Regions from separate parts of the Homo sapiens genome. Here region 2 is linked to region 1. Evidence: chromatin loops called from intact Hi-C (ENCODE). Cell type or tissue: GM12878. All regions are shown on one strand.

Region 1 (2,500 bases):
ATACATTTGAGACATCAGTATTGTAACTGGTTTTAATGATGCTTCCAGTTCCTCTACAATAAGGCTTTACTGATACTGATTTCTTGATTCTGTTAATGTAGTACATCATCAAATAATTCGTCCTACACAGTGTCAGTAAAAATGGAGTAGGGTGATCTATAGGAACAAACAATTCCCAAATCTCAACGGGTCACCAGCCCTCTGCACAGAGGACCCTCATCCTGGACTCTGTCTCTGGCTGAGGAGCAGCCACCCCATCTGAAATGACAGTCACTGTGGTAGAGGAACAGAGAGCATGCCTAACCAGGTGCTGCCTCTGAGCTCTTCTGCCAGAGTGATACCCATTGCTCCAAGGGAGGTACAATCTTACCTTGGCCCAGAAGAAAAGAACATTGAAAAATGTGTGACCAACACAGAAGGTGCATGAGCAAAATATTCTTTGAGTCCTTGTCTATCTAAGTATTGATTCTGCCCTCATACGTGAATCATTGAATAAGGTATACATTTTTCCATTTTAATTTTTTTGGACCCATTCTCAAGAACTGAATGGGTATACACTTTTTTTAGTAGTTTCCTCTTACCTCTAGGTTTATAGGTTTGCATCATTGCTTTAGACATTTAGGGTTTCAAATTCACTTATTTTTCCCTTTAGGGCTTTTCCCCATATGTTCTGGGAAATTCTCCCTCCTTTATCTTATAAAAATTTTCATTCACTTTTTAAAAATTTCACAATCATTTTGAATTTCCAAGGTCGTTTTATTTTCTGGTTGTTTCTTTTCTGCATGGAATTTTTGGTACAATATATTCTCTTTCTGTGTGATAATATTTGTTGTTTAGAAATTCTTTTTTGTTCCCTGAAACATCTGTATTTCCGCTAGGGTAATTTTTTGCCTTTTGCTTATCTTGGTTTTACTCCTTAATGTTGTAGGTTTCCACAAATGCTGTGGTCTGTTGTAGTCTGTTCATGCTTACCAGCAAGATGCTGAAAAGTAAACTTGAAACTCCATTTAATGAGATGGGCTTGCAAACTTGTGGGCTTCACTGAGCAAATACCAAATCCCTGAAGGTAAAGGCCTTTTCTCTGAGTCATTTATATTTTTCTTAAGAGGAAACCTCCAGTCTTCTGCCTGATTGTGGGTGTTCTGTGTCGTAGAGCAAACTGTTTTTAATTTTGCCTTTGGAACAATCTCTCGATTTTCATCTCTGCATCTCCTTCTCAACCACCACTGCATCTCTGGGAGGCTGCAGGACACGCTGGATCCTTTTCTGACCTCAGGAAGCATCCTCCACCTTCAATAGCAATGAGTACCCCTCAGACCACTTTTTCTCTTTCATACTTAGGTTAAAATTTCTCATCTAATTCCTTTCTCTTCATCATTGTAACTTTAATTCCTTTACTGTCATTTTAGGAGATATTCTAGTGAAAGAGGAGAAAAACAGTTGTCATTAATCAACGATTTTAAACCAGAAGGCTTTTTCTTTTTTAAAAGAATTCAATGGATAAATGGTGCATGTCTGGAGAATGGGAAATTTTAGTGATCCTCTATTCTATCCTGATGCATGTTTAAGGAATGGAAAGTCCCAATGACCATTTCCTGGTGGGATAAAAAAAATCCTGGAAGTCTTCATACCGTTTAGAAATACAGATAAATTTGTTAAGGCCTATTAGCAAGGGGAACAATTTAGCAAGTAGGAATCAGAACTACAAACTTTTGTGATTAAAAATTAGTTTCCCAGGCACAGCCTTAATGTCTGAAATCCAGAGGTCTCCAAGTTTAGACAGATTAATGTGTCCTAGTTTTGCATATCCACACAAATCTCCATGTTGGACCAGAGAAAGAGTGATTTTCTTGTGACTGTTTTTTTTTTTTTTTTTTTTTTTTTGAGATGGAGTCTTGCCTCTGTCACTCAGGCTGGAGTGCAGTGGCACGATCTCAGCTCACTGCAAGCTCCGCCTCCTGGGTTCACGCCATTCTCCTGTCTCAGCCTCTCGAGTAGCTGGGACTACAGGCACCTGCCACCATGCCCGGCTAATTTTTTGTATTTTTAGTAGAGACAGGTTTCACCATGTTAGCCAGGATGGTCTCGATCTCCTGACCTTGTGATCCGCCTGTCTCGGCCTCCCAAAGTGCTGGGATTACAGGCGTGAGCCACCGCGCCCGGCCTTCTTGTGTATTCTTAATCAAACCTTACCAGATGAGAGTCTTTGAACCAATTTTATGATGCAGAATGCCACCCTCCTTTTGCAGTTACAGATGGAGGAGATACATCTCCTTTACATCTCCTGAGATTTCCTCTCTTTGTTGTTAACTAAGAAGACTTGCAGTTCAGTGTTAGGTTCTGTAATATCTCAGCCAGATTTTTATTTCTTTCTCTGTAAGTTAAAGTTCTCCAGAGAAACAGAACCAATAGGATGTGTATATACAGAGAAAGAGATTTGTTATAAGGAATTGGCTCTTGCAATTATGAAGGCTGGCAAGTCCAAAATCTGTAGTGTGGG
Region 2 (2,500 bases), 53 kb after region 1:
GATTGGTCCTTTTTACTTTGGTGGCCTAATATGCTCATGATATGCTTAGAACTTATAGTACTTAGGAATGCATAGGCTGGAAAATATTTCCTCATGGGCCTACATGACCCTGATCAGCACCCCCAGATGGTGGTCATTGGATGGTGGACATCCAGCACAAGAAGGAAGGAACATTTTGCTTTCCTGCCTTGGAAAATAAAACACATTTGGACAATAGTAAACATTGAGATGCCCATTCACAGCCAATTAACATGCACTTGGGAGAATATCATCGGCTGCAGTGTCTGCCATGTCAATCCTTAATTACTATTTGGAATGAAGGCTGCGGAAATCTCAATTCTACCCATTCCTCATGGTTAACCTTCTTCTGATTAGTTTCTTAGATCCTAATATTTATTTTGTCCAAAGCCATGTGGACAAAGCCCTGGTCACATTTACTATTACTTTCAGCACGAGGGTACAAATATCTTCCCCCAATGTGACATGTGCAGCATACATCTCACCTATGGGACACCTAATAGGGTTTCCCTTAAGTCACAGAACTGTCATTTATTTGTGTCTCTGCTGAGAGAAACTGAAACGCCTTCACTTAATTTTGTAGTTTTGTCTCAATTTTCTCTGAATATTTTAGTTTCTGTAATGACGGTAATCATCATTTTGATCTTGCAAAGATTAAATAAATTAATGGATATGTAAGTGTTTAATGTGTATTATATGTCATATATATTTCAAATATATATGTTTGGAATGAAATATGAAATGAACCTTCAAAATATGGAATGAAGCATTTATACTTTTGCTTGAGATATACGTGAAATACTGATTTCAATTAGTTTTTTTCCTAACATAAGAATAGGAAAATGAAATATAAAGTGAACCTAACATTAGCTATCTAATTCTTCATACCTTAAAGGCTAGGGTTTAAATCTTTTTATTTATACATTAAACAGGCTTTTGGAAAGTTACATTTAAATGGAATTTTTGAAAAGCTGTAATATGTGTAATACAGCTGCTCATAAATGACTGTGATTATATTATTCTACTTTCTCAGGGAGAAAGAGAGGCAAACCTGGAACCCGCTTCACTCAGAGTGACAGAGCTGCACAGAAAAGAGTCCGATCAAGAGGTAAAAAAGAAAACAGGAATGAACTTTCAATAACTAAACATCTAATTTCCTGTGCGGTACACTGTACTTTCAGTAATAAACCCATTTCCTTAATTGTTTTATGAAGCTGTACTAACTAGTGAGAAATGTATCCTATTTAGTCATTTTCCAAAATGTGTCAAGGAAAGAAGGAAGTAAGTTGGTGATGGATCTACAACCAGATCCCAGGGGCCCAGGGGCCACTAAAGTGCTACTTTCACTGAAATGATAAATTTCAAGGCTGGAGATAGTTCATTGCCGTATAAAGGGTATAACCCATAAGTGATTTAACTGACCTTCCTCTGACTACTCAGAAAGCCACAGGTTGCACACTAAGGGTGAAAAAGAGTTGTGGTTAGAGATCTGTGTCCTAAGACTTTCTTTTTCTTTGTGTGGGCTTAGGCTGATCATTTGACTTTCTTTGTCTCAGTTTTCTCATCTGGAAAGCAAGAGCATGAATTAGGCCAACTATCTTTCTTTCTTTCTTTCTTTCTTTCTTTCTTTCTTTCTTTCTTTCTTTCTTTCTTTCTTTCTTTCTTTTTTTATTCTTTAAGTTCTGAGATACACGTGTAGAATGTGCAGGTTCTACAACCCATCATCTACATTAGGTATTTCTCCTAATGCTATCCTTCCCCTAACCCCCAAATCCCGACAGGCCCCGGTGTGTGATGTTCTGTCCCTGTGTCCATGTGTCCTTATTGTTCGACTTCCACTTATGAGTGAGAGCATGTGATGTTTGGTTTTCTGTTCCTGTGTTAGTTTGCCCAGAATGATGGTTTCCAGCTTCATCCATGTCCCTGTAAAGGACAGGAACTCATTCTTTTTCATGGCTGCATAGTATTTCATGGTGTATATGTGCCACATTTTCTTTATCCAGTCTATCATTGATGGACATTTGGGCTGGTTCCTAGTCTTTGCTATTGTGAACACTGCTGCAATAAACACACGTGTGTGTGTCTTTATAGTAGACTGATTTATAATCCTTTGGGTATATATCCAGTAATGGGACTGCTGGGTCAAATGGTATTTCTGGTTCTAGATCCTTGAGGAATCGCCACACTGTCTTCCATAACGGTTGAACTAATTTACACTGCAACCAACAGTGTTAAAGCTTACCTATTTCTCCACATCCTCTTCAGCATCTGTTGTTTCCTGACTTTTTAATGATTGCCATTCTAACTGGCGTGAGATGGTATCTCATTGTGGTTTTGATTTGCATTTCTCTAATGACCAGTGATGATGAGCTTTTATTCATGTTTGTTGGCCAGATAAGTGTCTTCTTTTAAGAAGTGTCTGTTCATATCCTTTGCCCACTTTTTGATGGGGTTGTTTTTTTCTTGTAAATTTGTTTTAAGT

Evidence for each region. Peaks named below come from ENCODE experiments on the same cell type or tissue, not always from the same donor. Only the 100,000 strongest peaks of a DNase experiment are listed, where the experiment ranks them.
Region 2: it touches region 1 in a loop (5-fold over the local background); 4 of 110 quality-filtered maps call a loop at or near these places.

Annotation. Positions count from the first base shown.
Region 1 is chr2:230,234,010-230,236,509 of GRCh38, forward strand. The region is part of intron 1 of SP140 (SP140 nuclear body protein); the gene reads left to right. Among named protein-coding and RNA genes, the nearest start is that of SP140, 9.5 kb to the left of the region's middle. In GM12878, no CTCF peak of the experiment used is centred here; a DNase peak (open chromatin) is centred at 1,012.
Region 2 is chr2:230,286,841-230,289,340 of GRCh38, forward strand. It overlaps SP140 (SP140 nuclear body protein), which reads left to right. Exons shown (of 27, transcript NM_007237.5): 18 at 1,052-1,126. Among named protein-coding and RNA genes, the nearest start is that of SP140L, 39 kb to the right of the region's middle. RefSeq lists a silencer at 1,419-1,568. In GM12878, no CTCF peak of the experiment used is centred here; a DNase peak (open chromatin) is centred at 1,501.